2 separate regions of the Mus musculus genome follow, and region 2 is linked to region 1. The links are chromatin loops, found by intact Hi-C in ENCODE. Cell type or tissue: left cerebral cortex. All regions are shown on one strand.

Region 1 (8,000 bases):
CTCTTCCCTTTCTAATACAAAGGCCCTAGGGAGAGCACAGCCTTACTTCCTGACCCCTGGCCTTGTCTCTGAACTCCTCCCTGTGAAGAAAAGCAGCTTCCTACAGTGGACACAAGGTCTCCCTTGTTAAAATGCCAGAATCCAGCCTAACTGCCAACGGCCTTAGCAAAACACTGCTCTTTAGGCCTCAGTTTCCCCACTGAGCCATCTCTACCATCTCCTGTTGCAAAGCCTCGTGTCTTTCCCCATAAATGGACCCTTAGGGGTCATTCTCCAGAGGACTCACGGTCAGTGCAGTACTGGCCTTTCCAGCCAGGGTCGCACATCTTCTCCCCTCTGTCCCCGCAGGTGAAGTGGCCAAAGGCGTCATCCCGAGGTCGGCAGAACACAGAGCAACCTTCTCCGTAGTAGTGCTCGTCACACACAAACCGGTAAGAGTACCGGAGGTCTGTGCGGCCGCTACTGTGAAGGTCCTGAGACCATTCTTCTCCCACAGTGAGGTGCCTCTGTGTGGTCAGGCGGCTGATGAGTCTTTCTGGGTTTTCTGAGAGAGAAGATGCTCAGGTTGGTAATGATAACACCTAGACGCTAGGAACCGAGAGAGTGGTATGGATGCTGTCAAGCCAAGGACCCTTCTTCTCTGAACTCCAGGTGCAGAGTGAAGGTAAGAGGCCTGGGCTGAGTGGGTAAACTGTGTATCAATGGGGAGAATGCATAGTTTAGGGGCTTGGAGTCTTACCTGTTGCGAGGTCATCGGGAGAGTCTGTATGGAGGGCTTCAATGATCAGAGAGAAGGTACCCTAGGGAAAGGGGAGAAGATGCTTGATAACCGGAAGTGTGGAGGAGGAGGAAGGGGAGGAGGAGGAGTTGGGAGACTAGGAGTGGGAGGAGGAGGAGCTGGAGGAGGAGGAGAGGCATTAAAGAGAACCAAGTACAGAGGCTCTCAGATCTCTGTGTTGTGCCAATGAAGGTCAACTCCTATCACTTTCCTTAATTAGAAGAATTTTAAAGAGTGTCCCCCCCCACACACACACCGTGTGTGGGTTTGGTTTTTTAAAAACATGTTAATACAGGAAATTGTATTTTAAAAAGGGGGGAGAGTACTTGATGGAGCAAGGTGGGGTGCAGGAAGAGGAGAGGGCAGCTGTCATTTGTTTTCTGGGGGTGGAACCTCGAGGATGGAGAGCAGCCCCAGCACTGGTAGCAACCCAACCAAGGCCTAAGAGCTAGGGGACAAGAACTCTCCCAACTTTGGGGGTAGGGGAGGGAAGCATTCGACCTTTCAGGTAAGTAGGAGGTGTGTGAGAAATGCCCAGGGCTTGCAAAAGCCTCTGGGGTTCCACACCCCCTCCTCAACTGCCAGTCAGTTCCCAGTAAGAAGTCAAGACCTCAGGCGTGTCTTTGTGGGATTCCCCAACCCTTATCAGTGGCCCTTGCCTTCTTCCCACTGCCAACCACCAACCAGCCACCCCTACCCCTCCAGACCCAGCCGAGTGCGCGCAGGTGCCCACTCACTGGCCAGGTGAAGCCGAAGGGGAATCGGATGGGGTTGCTGAAGGCGGGGTCGATGCCTGCGCCATCAGGCAGGCTGAAGGAGTCGACACCCAGCACTGGCGTGACAGCACTGCCGTAGGTGCAGGGTGGCTCCGGTGACACGCTGGCCTGGTAGTGCTTGAGGCATACGCGAAAGAAGGTCCTGCAGGCGCAAGGCGGGCCAGAGCCCCCGCGGCAGCAGTTGCGGTTCCCCAGCAGCCCCTTCTTGTTGACGAACTCCTGCAGCTTCAGCTCAAATACGCCGGAGCTCCAGACCTGCGCGGGGAAGGGGCGTGAGGTCGCGCCGGCGGCGGAGGGACCCGGGGGCGCGCGGGCCCTTGCTAGGACGCAGAGGCCGAGCGCACCTCAGCGCCCATCCGGAGCTGCCCGCTGCCGGGCAGCTCTCGGGGTCGTCGCTGCCGGAGTCACTTGGGGATGGACAGCTGATCGGCTGGTCCGACTCCCCTCCCTCCACCGCGCAGCAGCCCCGCCCGGCCCCCTACCTGGCACAGCAGGGCAGAGACCACGGCAAGGGCTAGCGCGCTCCGACGGCCCATGGTACCGCTGGACGCCCTTGCTCTCCTAGAGTATCCTCTTTTCTTTCTTCTTCAAAGACCCAGGGATGCCAGGAAAGTCTATATGACCCGAGGAGTACTGGCGGAAAGGCGTCTCTCGGCTCCAGGTGTGCTATCAGGGCCAGGTCGCTTCAGGAGGGTGCGGTGCCTTCAGCTAGGTCCCCGGCAAGAGCTCTACGAGGCACTGAGAAAGGACAACTTTCGGTTTCCTCTTCGTCTGGCTTTCAGTCCACGGAGAGGTGAGTGTCTCCTGCTTTCTGGTTTTGTCTTAAGCTTCTTCGCGGAGGGAAAGAGGAGAAAGGAGATAAGACACAGAGGGAAGAGAGCCCAGATGTTCAGCTTAATTCCCAAGAGAGCTTGCAGTGGCTTCCTTCGCAGGCCTATTAGGAAGCGGCGGTCTGGAAATCCCACCGGTGAGGCGATAATCCGGGGCCCCGAGGGGCGCGGTGGGAACGGTGGTGGCAAGGACTGCGGCGCGCGCCCTGGTTTCCCGGCCCGGCGTCACTCGGCAGCCGCTGCCGCTCCCAGAGTGTTCTAGACCGGTATCTCTTGCACTATCGCCAAGCCTCGCGTCTTCCTCAAGAATTCAGCCAATGCCATGCGAGAACACACACCGAGGACCGGAGGCCGAAGCGTGGGAGGCTCCGTGCCGCACCGGTGCTCTCCCGTGACCTGCCCTGGTCAGACAGGGTAACCGCGGGTGCACGCCGGAGGATCTGGCCCGGGCTGGCGCCTGCCACCCTTAAATCCTGCCGGCCGCTCGCATAACTAATGAGATGCAAATGAGCAGCCCCCCAATCTGGCGAGAGCTGTCACAAAGGAGCCACTTTTCCAAACCCTCCTCTCAATGGATCGCCAAATGGTCAGTGAGCTGTAAAATGTGCAACCCTCCTCCCCGCCCCCCACCTCCCCGCCCCCTAGTCCTCTCTGCCTCCGCCCTCGCCCCTTCGCCTCCCTCCCCCAGCGCAAAACCCGCTCATTTACATTCCTGCAAAACGTTCCCGGAGACGAACCGCTCTGCTCCCGGAGCTGGAGCTGAGGCCGCGTCGCCCACCGCCCCACCGCCACAGGCCCGAAGACCCTAGGCACGCTGGGCGGCCTGAGCCTCCCACTCGCGGTCACCGCTAGACTCGCTCGCAGGACGCGGCCTCCGGACCTTGGCGTTTCCAACACTAGCCGCCTAGGCTCTCCTCGTTTGTTCAGTCCTAGGGACTGAGGAACCGGGGAGAGGTTAGAGGCCCGCGTCCCTGCTGCTGCCCCTCCTCCCTGGCAGCCTCTTTCTAAGGAGGAGTCTCCCGGAGGGGGCGGGGGCGGGGTGCCCGGTAGGAAAGGGACCCTTGAAGAGGTGGGCAAAGGGTGGCAAGAGCACCCCGGCAGTTTGGGAAGTTTGGGGAGGTTAGGCACGCTTATACCTCTGGTGAAGCCTGGCGATTGAGCCTCGGAGAGTGCCGATGGGCTAGCGATCCGGGCCGGACACCCCCAGACACCGCAGTGTCCCGGAGCGCTGCTGTCTCCGTGTTGTCCACGATCACTGGAAATGGGGAATTGGGGTCCGGATAGTGTATTCCCTGAGCCAGCAGAGCCAAAAGCTAAGCTTACCCCTTTCCCGGTGTACACACCCTCTCCCGGGAGATTTTCAACCAACACCACCTTCACTGGTGTCCGGTCCCACTCTCCTGGGTATTCCCCTCAGGCCTCCCTCTGCTTGGTAAAAAGTGAGTTTGGTGTGTGTCGTTCGCGTGGCTGTCATTAAGGCAGTCTGTTATTGTGCGAGGCTGAATCAGTGGCTCTTTGTGCGCTCAGCTGTATGGTAATGCAGACAGCACCTGCTCTCTGCACAATGCGGAGAGAAAGAGCTCCCCTCCGCGCACGCCGCGGCCTCTGCGACAATGTCCGGCACATGTTTGAAAGACTCCCCCCACCTCACCCCCCAACACATAACCTTTACACAACCGTCACCTTATTAGGTTTTTACACATCCATCAGACACTAGAACTTTTGTTTTCTTTTTTTTCTTTTTTTTTTTTTAAGGGAAATGAGTTTATTGGGAGGGCCCAGGACACACGTATCACAATGAATTACCTAAACGGCTCCCCTGGTTACAAGCTCCAGAGAAAAGTAAATGGAGATATAGTCTCTGACTTAGCACCTAGCTTTGTGTTGAGCATGCCATGAGCTGTATATTCCCATCTTTAGAGGGGCCTCTTTACTCCACCCCCACCACCTAGGCAGCTTCATTAGAATCCCGAGGTGTGATTCTTGGAGCTAGTGTTCCTTTGATTGTAGCACAGCCCCTAGGGTGTACCTGACAGGTGTCCTCACTGTAGGTGTTGCTGTCCTGTTGGTGAGAATGAGCCCTGTCCTGGCAGAGTAGCTTGATCATTTAGGCCAGTATCTGGAGCAAGATGTATATAATGCACAGAAAGAGAGGAAAACCTTCGCATGCCCAGAGAAACACTGCTAACAAGAATCTAGCAGTTACTGGGCAGAATCATCTGTGTTGGGCCATCTGGCAACTGAAATTACAGCTCCTTTTCTGATGACCCAGCCTGCCTACTGCTACCCTGTCTCCCAAACACTTTCAAAGTTTCAGAATCAACAGGAATTTCTGCACTTCACGTCGTCATCGCCAACTCACAGACAATCAAAGAGTTAACCAAAAAGCCATGTGTATAATACTCAAGGCTGAGGTGAGAAAGGCAGGGTTAGATCCCACTTTTTAAAAAACCTGTTTATTATAGAACAAATGGAGGCTTCAAAAGATACTGACACCCCTAAGGCACACCCCCATGGCCGTGGCAAAAACAGTCCCTGTCCTTTGTAAACTGTGTAGGGATTTGCTACATCACCACAAGGCTGGGCTAGCTTGAATCCTAACTTAATCTTGCCACCTAGTGTTAGGATTCCTTTTTCACTAGCTAATGTTTCCTGGGAAAGTTACTTTCTGAGAACTCTGTTTCTCAGAGCTCTGAAGCTGCTCTCTGTTGGGACTTGGGAGTGGGACTCAGGTGACAGGGGGTTCCTACAGCAGAGGGGATTCAAAGAAGAAAAGAAACAAGGTCAGATGCAGACTCCTCTGTGCCTTCGAGATTACAAGAAGAAATGAAATATCAGGAACCTTTTAATTAGAAGATGGAAGTGGAAACCAGGCTTGTTTGAATGCCTGTTTAGAAAACTGGAAATGAAAAGTTTCACGCGCAAGGGCTTAGACCCTGAGAGGGGTGGACTTGTCCCAAATCTTGAACAAACCCCCCTTAGTATTAAGTATTTGTTAAATTGACATGGCACAGATTTCTCGATTACAGTGGCAAAGCAGTTCTGAAAGGCATCGTAAAATCCATCAGAATCCTGCCCAACGCATTCATTCTTTTCCAACTTAATTTATGCCACACCATTCTGTATTGGGGAAATCAAGCAGAAAGCTCTTTTTTTCCTCCCTCCTACTCCTTCTGCTCTTCTTCTTCCTCCTCCTCATCCTCCTGTTTCCCCATTCTCAATCGTCCACCCCTAAGTTGGTTCCTATTCCCTTCTCTTTCAAACACAGAGCTAACGGGGAGACTGTTTAACTTCAGTGATTCTATAGGAGCCTGTTGTAGTTTAACTCCTGCGTACCAGTAGCTGAGAGGAACAAAGGACAGACTCGAGGTCCAGCTATTCATCCTTTCTTTGCACTTTAATTTTCATTGATTGGGAAGACAAGGGGAGCCCTTAGGGATTCGAGCCGGGAGGGGGATGACACGCCTTTAGACGCCATCAGCCCCCTAGCCAGCCATCTGCTCCGAACCAAATGGCGTTTTTTCACTCCCTAACTGCATGTCTCTATACTCCCACAGCTAAGCACTCAGAACCCCCCAAATGCAGGAGGGAGCTTAAGCCAGAGTATGTTAAATAGATTTGCCTGAATGTTGGCCTAGCCAACAGATTTCCCCTCCCCACACACCATAAATCCTCACCTTCACCATTAGAAGAAAGAAGGAAACTTTCTTTTAAATGCTTTTTGATGTTTCAGCAAATTTACTGTACAAAGTGTGGCTCATTAGAGCTGAGGAGACACCGAATACATCAGATACAGGACTAGAAGGAAGTATTTGTTGTCTGGTGGTAGTGTTGATTTTTTTCCACATGCCCCCCCCCCCCAGCCCCAATCTGAATAATTGCAATGGGTGGATAGGGCAGACTCAGGTTGCATAATAATCAGAATTAAAGCCACAACAAGTGCATCTGGAGTTCTGTCTGTTATTGATCCTGATTGTTTTCTGTATTTTACTGGTCCATGTGGTAATAAAAACTCCCAGGCACAATTTTATTGAATTAGTCGTGCCCATCCTCAGCACAGGTCACCTAGTCCTGACCCAATTCCTTCATGCACACACCTAAAAGGCTCACTTCTCAAGATACAGAGTTAACCGTGGCTGCAGACAGGGCAGTATCCATGCATAACTCCCAAACAGTTTTCAGACTAGGCCAAGCACAGGTTCAGTTTTCTGTGTAAACAAATCTGGAGACTTGAGCGGGATTTGTGTTTTCTCAGACCCACTGAACACTGTATACACAACAGAGGGTTCTCTCAGTCCTAAGAATTAGGATCCTTGTTCGGAACAACAAAACTGAAACTTCCAAGCAGCAAATCTGGTGTTGATCAAACATGCCAGCTTGCTTGAGGGGAGGAGGAAGAGGAGGAGGAGGAGGAGGAGGAGGAGGAGGAGGAGGAGCCTGTGTATTAATTAGTTCTAGTATCACATCTTGCCCAACAGCCCTTCTGTCCATTTTCCGCAGCCAGTTTTAGAATCAAAAGCAGTTAAAATATTAGGGGGAAAAAGTCCTTGCGTTGACGTGGAAAGGAAGCCTGTACCTGTGGCCCACCTGTCTGGTGTGATCAACCAAGTCCGCAGCACAACTCCCCTTTTAAATTCTCTCTGTGGTGCCAGGGCTGGCCTGGAGCTCAAGATACCCCTGCCTCAACCTCCTGAATTTTAGGATTACAAGCATGCCAACCATAATCCTGGCGCACACACTTTAATGTTTGTACAGACATGTGCACACTTGAATGCAATCAGCATTTGGCTTCCAATTAGACTAGAGACTTCGAGCCTCAGATTCACACCCACCAGGTGGAACCGGTAGGCCTAGCCTCCTCTGCGTTCTGTGGGCAGTACACTCAAAAGGAGTAATGAACCCAAAAGACTCCGGCATGGCGCCCCGTGAACTTCAGAGTGGATCGGGGTCCGAACTCCGTCATGCCGTAGGATCACAGCCCTTTCTTCTTTGATGGAACCGGCTGCCGCCTCCTTCTACCCACCTAGTTGGTGATTTTCCTTTGGGTAGCTAGATAGGAACTCAGAGCCATTGTATGCGCTCCGAGGACACCTCACCCTGGGGTGCGTGGGTCTTGGGAAGCCGGCTGCAGAAAGTTGCAAAGGCATGTGCTGATTTACATGAGAAAAGGGGAGGCGCGTGGCTCAGCTGGCGGCTGCCGCGCAGATGACAGATCGCCCCACCCGAGGCCCCTCCCCCTATGCCTCTCCTTCCTCGGAATCGTGGGTTGTCTGCTCCGGGCTGTCCTGCGCTGATTTCCATAACAAAGCGCGTGTTTACCTGCGGCTGCAGCCCGGGCGGGCGGGCCTTTGTCCCAGGATCAGATTATCCTAGCAGCTGCTCGTGGCCAGCCGAAGAGAGTCACGCGTGCACCTCGCTCGGAACTTTCCGCGGCCTTTGGTCTGGAATGGGTAGCAATGGGGTGAGGGGTTTGTGGGAAGAAGGCTCTAACAGGGGAGGGGTTGCGTTTAGTTTGCTCATACGTTTCTGACTCTCAACTAGAGTTAGCGCCCCTGGGGGCTTCTGGACGGTGGCGGTGCTAGAGAGGTGGCCATCGCTGGGCCTGTGGATGTGGGT
Region 2 (8,000 bases), 310 kb before region 1:
GTGTGTGTGTGTGTATGTGTGTGTTTTAGACTAGCCCAGACTCACTGTGTAGACCAGGCTGGCCTTGAACTCACAGAAGTCAGCCTGCCTCTGCTTTCTAAGTGCTAGTATTAAAAGCAGTAGTTTTAGATTGATCTAGGGGAGGAGGCTGTGAGGTGGGGAATTGTGAAAGTCAAAGGACAGCTCCACCCACTCCTTCCACCTTTCTACGAGCTCCAGGGATTGAACCCAGGTCACCAGGCTTGTTTGACGAGGGCTGCGCCTGATGAACCATCTCACCTGCTCTGTAGTTTTCATTGTCAACTTGACGGACCTGGAGTCTCAAGTTTCATTTGAGAAATTTTCTGAACAGGTTGGCCTGTGGGCATGTCTGTCAGAATTGTCTTGATTGTTAATTGATGTGAGAGAGCCTAGCCTATGTGGGTGGCACCATTCCCTGGTTTGACCATGGACTATGTAAGAGGAGAGAGAAGGCTAGCTGAGTATCCAGCAAGCAGGTAGCATAACTGCATTTGTTTGTCTCTACTGTTGACTTTGGATGGAGTATGACGAGCTATCTCAGTCTTCTACCACTGTGACTTCCATGCATTGATGGACTGTCATCTGGAATTCTAAGCCAAATAAGTCCTTTTCTTGCCCTTTGTTGCTTTTTGTCAGGTTATTTTATCACAGCAACAGAAAGGAAAGTAGGGCCCAGATGGACGAATAGAACCTTGGCAAGTGTGTGCAAGGCTGGTGATTACATTGGGGTACTTAGCCTTAGCACCACTGGTGACTACATTGGGGTACCCAGCCTTAGCACCAGTGGCAACTATGTTAGGGTACTCAGCCTTAGCACCAGTGGCAAGTACGTTAGGGTACTCAGCCTTAGCACCAGTGGCAAGTACGTTAGGGTACTCAGCCTTAGCACTAGTGGCAAGTACGTTAGGGTACTCAGCCTTAGCACCAGTGGTGCTTGCTTTGTAGCTTCTCTGTCTGTGTCTTGTGTGACAGTCACCCATGACACCTGGCTACATCCTAGTAGCAGCCTCCTAGAGTCCCTGAGGAGTAGACCTGTCCCAGAGGAAAGCCGCTCCCCAGACAGAGGCTCCTCGGGCTCCGCTGTGCCATTCCTGTAGCATAGCTTCATGAGAAGTGCAAACAGGAAAGTCTACAGTCCTCAGAAGACTGAGGATAAACTTGGACGTGTAGAAACGAAGTGTATCATAATCAGGTGGAACTTGCTGCCATCTTAGGGAATAACTTTAAGAAAACTGGTTTTAGCAGTGGCAAGTGTTTCATAGTAATGGTGGTTCTCTTCAGAGAGCCAGGTCAACACAAAGGGAAGAAAGGCAAGGGATGCAGCATCAGTAGCAGAGGGACTTGTGGGTGGGACTTCTCTCACCATGTGTCTAGCCTCTGTCAGTCTGAGCCACATGGCCCTGCAGTCTTCCAACTGCATTCTATCACTTAGAAACACCATGTCAAGATCTGAGTGGGAAAAGACTCTCATGTCTTCTAAGACCCAGCACAGCTTGGAGAGCACCGGTCCCAGCGTTACGATCTTTCTCTATCAGTTTCTCTTATTTTCATTTTGCATGTATTTCTTCTTCTTGAATGCAAACACAGTTGAGTAATTGTTAGGGATGTCTCCAAGAGAAGACAAGACATGCACGCTGCTACATTCTACAACAGGACAGACAAACTGCCATTCCTCACTGTCTCTTTAACAGATTCTTAAAATTGGTCCTACAGTACACTGAGAACCTAGTGGCCTACACCAGCCGAGAGAAGAACAAGTGGAGTGAAGCCACCACTCTTACACACGCAGTTTTGTTGAGGATTTGGACTTTCAGTGAGAAGAAACAAATGTTAATACATTTAGCCAAAAAAACCACAAATAAAGTTGACATAAGCTGACAAAGAAATCACGAATCAAGGTATTTTTGGTCGTGACACTGAGCTATAGAGGAGACCTTGGTGGTACTTGGTGGCAGCTGCACATCCTGTCTGTCCCATTGCATTTTACCGTCACCCCAGCACACAGCCAACCTCTGGAAGAACGTAAAAATACAAAGTTGCGGTTCATCACTTGGGATTTAATTGTTCCCTCAGATTTAACACCTTATCTTTTAAAGGAACAATATCTACATGGTGCCATGTCTTCAATGAGTCACATAAAGGATACATGGTCCACAGACATGCTCTGCATCACTTCTAGGTCATCTGGCTCTCATGCATAATGACCTGTCCTTGTGTGTCACATCAGCAACACAAGGTCCTGTATCCTGGACCATTTCATCATATTGCATCATTTCAAGGGAGTGGAACCCACCTCTGAATCTGCTTTGTTAATTAAATGATTTTTAAAAATGTTTACCATGAACTCTATGTTGCCTTTCATTTTTCCTAAAAAAACGATATCACTTATGTATAGTGGTACATGCCTGTAATCCTAGTGCCTGAGAGTCAGAGACAGGAGGATCAAAAGATTGTGACCAGCCTAGTAGATGTAAGGAGACCACCTCCAGCCCCTCCACCTTAAAAAACAAGATAAAATAAAAGTTTGTGTGTGTTAAGAAATGCATACCACAGTAGTATGTTAGTGAGGCCAGGTGATAGACGTTTAGAGACTTGCTTTCTCCTGCATGACATTAGAAGAGAAAGTGATTGCATGATACAGGTACAAATTCAAGATTCTGAACAACTGTTGATTGAAGGTGCTATCTGTATGGCCAAGGCAACTGCCAAGTGTACTTGCAAACAAAGCTCACCCTGCCCTGAAGTACATGTAGTGCTGCTCATGGCTGGCTGCTCTGCAAAAGAAATAGCAAACAGAAGACCCAAGAGAAGCACATACAGAGGTTCTAAAAGATAATAAAAAAAAAGAAAAAACAAAAATGAATGACTTTTTCAACATGTAGTCCTAGGCACTGTCTCTCTGTTCCAGGAGGACAAGCCTGTTTGGGTAGACACCACTCTGGAACTCTCTAGGTTGTCCAGCAGAAAGTGGAAGAGATGAGCTGTAATTCTAGGTTGGGGTTCTGAGAGCAGAAAGAACCAGAGCTGGGGGCCATGCTGTGGAGACTGATGGGAAATCTCAGGAAGGTGACATCCCACAAAGGCGTGCTGAGTCGAGCAGGCTTTGCCCTGTCTGAGGCCTGGTTCAATCCTGGATCAAGAGATTCCTCAACTCCTGTGAGTGGATCTCTGCCAGTGGCCTCTAGAAAATATCATTTCAGGAGTCACCCTAGAAAAGGAAACAGAAGTGCAGAGGTCAGCCGGAAGGTTGGCATTGCAGACCCAATGCTGGAGAAGTGAGCACGCGCAGAGGAAGATACTGGTTCCATATTTTACCAGGCTTGTGGGCGAGCTCTATAACCTTGAGGGCTTGTCTTCATCTGTGCAGTGTTGAGGCTGACATCGCCACTGCATACCTCATCTGACTGACAGGAAGGAAAAAAAAAAGTGATGCAGCAGATGCTCTGCTCTGTGCCTACTGTATCAACCAATGCTGGCTCTTCTTCTTTTCTTCCTCATAGATGATTTGGATTCTCTCTGTCACACTGGGCTGTGTGATGCGTGTGTTGCTATGTGCGTGTCTTCACTGTATGTGACTAACATTCCAGCCGTTCACAGCCTTACATGAATTAACCATTGGGAAAACAGTGGTCTCCCTCAAGTCCTCACCTGAAGCCCCAGCTGAGAGTAGCTTTCGTTTCTTTAACCTATGGATCCGAACCTGGCACAGGTAGCACTCTTGTCAACCGACCTGGAGTTTGCCAAAGCTATGTATCCCAACAGGATCGTCAGTGGAAGCTTGCAGTCTCACTGTGGGCTGTGCTGCTAACGGGGCCTCTGTCTAGCTTAGCTCCTTGAGGGGTGAACCCCGTGATAAGGGGAAGTCACCCTGGAACACATTGATGCTGGATTCCCTTAGAGAACTTCCTAGGTCCTTTCCTGATTGTGTTTTCTCTAGTCAGACACAGGGTGGCGCTCTTCATTAAGTAATCTGCCAGCTGTGTGGGAAGACGTCTCCTGCCAACTCCTGTGACTCCAGGAAAAGGAATTCTTTCCTTTTTCATCTGGCCACAGAGAGGTAGGTCCAAGGTGACAAGAGTGGGAAGTGACCACTGGCGCCTGGCCACTGGGGCTGTGGAGCATTGCGTTCACCTGAAGGCTCGGCCTTCCGTTCATTTAATTCTGTATTGATGAAAGGCATGAACAATCACAGTCTAAAAATCTTGTCCATCTTCATGAGGGAAGATTGGGGTTGTATTGTGTGAATTAATCTCTTGGGGGAAGACATCATCGTGGCCAGTGGTGGTGACAGGAGAATGAGGGAGGGACCAAGGTCACCATTAACCAACCACCAATCACCATACTGCTGATGGGGGAGGGGAACCCTTTGTCTAAAGGGACTGGACTGAGCTTTGCAGAGAAGGAGGGGCGCAGGCTTGCAGTGGAGACTGGCTTCTAACCACCCACTCTCCCCAGCTGCAGGCTGAATTCACACCTTGACACCACAGCCAGTCTGCCAACACTGCTGCCAAAGCATGGCGCCCGCCCGTGTGGGATTGGCTTTTAGGGACTAACAAAGAAAATTCCTTACATCGGATAAAAGGGAGTGTCTGTGGTTTGTTTTATAGCCCTACTAAAACATTTTAATGAAACTAAATCACTGTGGTACCGCCAGAGTTTGGGCTTTAGAGGGCCTGGAACCAGTTTTCCTATGGGCTGTGTCTGAATTGTAGAGTGTCCATGTGAATTGACTGGGGCCAATTAAGATAAGTCTTTGATTGCATCAGAAGTTCTCCAAATGGATGGATACAGGATGTCCCCTTGACACATAATTAATTAATTGAAAATGAAATATGCTCAGTTCAAAAAAGCTACCCATAAAGTGAAGTCCTGTGCCAGCCAATGATTAGAGTTTGGGGATCCTTATAAGCATAGACTTGCCATTATAAATATTAAATGCTACCTTTACAGAAAGCTTACATAGTTTCAAAGCCTTTTGCTCAGGACTTTGAATACCCCCCAAGACAATGTTATTAATTCCATTTAGGAGGACGGTAGAAAACTTAGTTGAGAAAACCTGGAACTCACTCCCCTGTGAAGGAGGCAGGGATGGCTGGTCCTCAGCTGCTTAGTGGTCACTCTCACTGACAGTTCCTCTGAGTCCCAGAAATGCAATCTGTAATCTCAAAACCTTTCCAGCAGCTTGGCAGGGAGACAGAAATAGCCCAGCAAAATGCAAGATCAGCAAGAAAGCACTACAGTCCACAGACTGGGAGTGGAGGGCTGTGATGCTAAGGCCAGTCCTTAGGTTATGAGGTCCAGGAAATCCCAGTCAGAGCAGAGGGTAGGGGCTGCAGGTGATGCAGGGATAGTGGGCACAGGGGCCTCCAATCTCTCTGTTTCACTCTTAATTAACAAGCTTAGGACCTCCCTCATGTCTCAGCATGTAAAATTCTCATAGTATTGAATTTATTTAGATATAAGCCTTTTCCCACAAGCTGTGGCTCCTCACTTCCCACTTAAGACATTATTTTCCATGGTCCCATGCTAACCCATCCTCAGGAGCCTCTATGTTAGTTGCCAGTCTTGTTGGAGTCAAAATCCTGACTATCCATCTGGACCTGGGCAGTTCACACTTTTGGCTCTGTTTTTGTTATTTGCTTGCTTGCTTATTTTTCCTGTATTACCTTAAATGGTAGAAAAGCTAATAGTTTTGTTTTCTTCTTTAGTTGGACCCATCTTGTCCATGTCCTGGATGAGGTTTGGACCTAAGTTAGTGGCTGAGGGGTCTGCTAAATCAATGGAAACATTGCATTGTGTTTATATATTGATCTTCAGCTGCCGTGAGCTGTGTTAGTCAGTGGTGGGAACAGGAGGTGTGAAGCCACACCTTAGGGGTCCTCCACGAGGTGTGATACTCACAGGCTGACAAATGGTGGGAATATTGCTTCCCTTAAGTTCTGGTCATGTCCAGATGGTGCTAAATATCCGGTGCAACACCTCACATCCCTCCACCCCCTTTAAGCTCTGCTGTGCTAAGTCCCGTGCCTGAAGTCCCCAGTGCTTTCAAGTCCTGTGCCTGAATATCCTTGTGTTTTTCCAAGTGAAGTATCTCTAAGACCCAGGACCTGAGATTTCAAAACCATTCAGGAATCTGTTCTTATCATGCTTGTGATATTCTATGTGTCACCCTGAATCAGCCAGTCTACCCCAGTCCTGTGCCATCACACCCAACTTCATGAGTTTTTTATTTTTGGCAAAGGACCCCTTTAAGAGCTGCCAGGAAGAACAGCGTTCATGGCTACCCACAGGCCCAGGGCCGTGCTCCAATGCCAGAACTGTGCAGGCCAGACTTGCTGAGTCTGCAGTTACGGCGTCTGTGCTTTTATCTCTTTTTCCACTGCTTCCCCTTCTCCGTTTTGGAACCTACGGGATAATATGCTCTGGTCCCTTAAGGATGTAGAGGAAGGAACCATTTCCATATCCACTTGACTCAAGTTACCACAGTCAGCTGCTGGCTGAGCAAACTGACCTCAGATGAGTCACAATCTAGCTCACACAAGGTCAAAGTTCAGCCAGACTCTGAAAGTCCATTTGAGAGGTTGATGTCTGTGCTCAAGATGCCAGTGTAAGAAGGGTGGGGGACGGTGCTTGGTTCCAGCAATTCCCAGGACTTAACTCCATTCAGGAGACCACAGTGAGACCATGAGGGCCCAGCCGGGATGGGTGGCCAAGGGACAAGGCAAGAGCTGATAGGGATCAGGCAAGGTGCAGGGCTACTAAATGGGGCCCTGAAAGGCTGCTAGGCTTCCAAAGCCAGGGTGCTTCAAGCCTAAAGGGGTGTGTGTGAAATCTGGCCTCTGAGTAAAGCTGTAGGATGATAAACTAAGTCACAGAGGCCACAGGAGGGACCCAGGCAAGTGCCATTGTGACTGGAATGACAGGAGCAGAGTTACCTGTGAGCTACCTCTGTGATCCACTCATGTCACCACCACCACCCCAACCCCCCCCCCCCCATTGCATGTTACCTAGACGTGTTACCAAAATTGATCTCCCAGTCACCAGAGAAGTGAAGGACAGGGGGACAAGTAAGGGTATCAGGCTGTGGTCCAACAGGGTGTAACCTACACACTGGGGCTGTGTCAACATAAGGACACAGGTCACATCAAGGGACACTATTAGGTCACCAGGTCAGCACAGAAACCCAGTCTTCCACTCGGCATTATTGCAAGTTTCCATAATCCAAGTTTGATTCCTCCACACTCATCTTTTCCTGTCTGGCTCCTTGCTGGTTCCAGGAAAACTGTGGGCAGGTTGCAAATGTCTGAGTTGAAACAGCTCTTCCAGGGGGAGGATGCAACAGAGACTGACAGTAGGGCAAAGATATCTGCTTTGCCATCCTGCAAAAAGCTGCAGATTCCACCTGCCCTGACTAGGCTGGCTTCCAGAGCAAGCAGGCTGATCTCAGCCACAGTATTTCCACATGCCTGACACCCTGCAAACCATGGAATGATGCCTGAGTACACCAAGCAAAGGCAGCATCCGGAAGCTCCTGACTTCCTGGTGTCCTGGGGACTGTTGGTAAGGAAGCCAGCTGAGGAGCTGCTGCAGGAAGCAGCTCAAATCAGGGATCGTAGCAATTGCTTAGGAAGTGGCTTTCATCATCATGAGTCGCAAAGTAGAGACAGTAAGGAGGAAATGGAAAGTCGTTTGGTAGGGAAAATCACTCCATAGTGTTTGAAGGTCACTCCTGTAAATGCTATATGAAATTGAAGTTATTGTTCATAGCACCTCAATGAGTGGGCCATAAAGTCAAAGAGAGTTGAGTTTGTCTTCCCGGAAAATAATATTTGTTAATGAGGCTGCAAGTTTGACAGAAAGTGTTCAAAGTTTAAACTATAATTTTATACTCCAGAATTTAAATATTAAGTCTATATTGTTAAATGAGATGTAATTTACATAGATGAGAAATCAAGAACACCAGAGCATGTAATATACAG

The links. Hi-C counts contacts between places; a loop is a spot of excess contacts. Peaks named below come from ENCODE experiments on the same cell type or tissue, not always from the same donor. Only the 100,000 strongest peaks of a DNase experiment are listed, where the experiment ranks them.
Region 2: a loop joins it to region 1, with 6 times the contacts of the local background. A loop is called at or near these places in 23 of 42 quality-filtered maps.

Annotation. Positions count from the first base shown.
Region 1 is chr17:15,373,151-15,381,150 of GRCm38, forward strand. Dll1 (delta like canonical Notch ligand 1) reads right to left here and starts at 2,673. Exons shown (of 11, transcript NM_007865.3): 1 at 2,037-2,673; 2 at 1,516-1,809; 3 at 740-800; 4 at 287-544. The coding sequence starts at 2,090. In left cerebral cortex, a CTCF peak has its summit at 4,998 (motif pointing left); DNase peaks (open chromatin) are centred at 1,591, 2,694, 2,832, 3,873 and 2 more places; H3K4me3 peaks cover 3,669 bases; H3K27ac peaks cover 1,808 bases.
Region 2 is chr17:15,061,868-15,069,867 of GRCm38, forward strand. Ermard (ER membrane associated RNA degradation) reads left to right here. Exons shown (of 18, transcript NM_001039552.3): 18 at 1,735-2,365. The coding sequence ends at 1,750. Among named protein-coding and RNA genes, the nearest start is that of Gm35343, 9.7 kb to the left of the region's middle. In left cerebral cortex, a CTCF peak has its summit at 3,966 (motif pointing right); DNase peaks (open chromatin) are centred at 4,008, 4,427 and 7,390; H3K4me3 peaks cover 222 bases.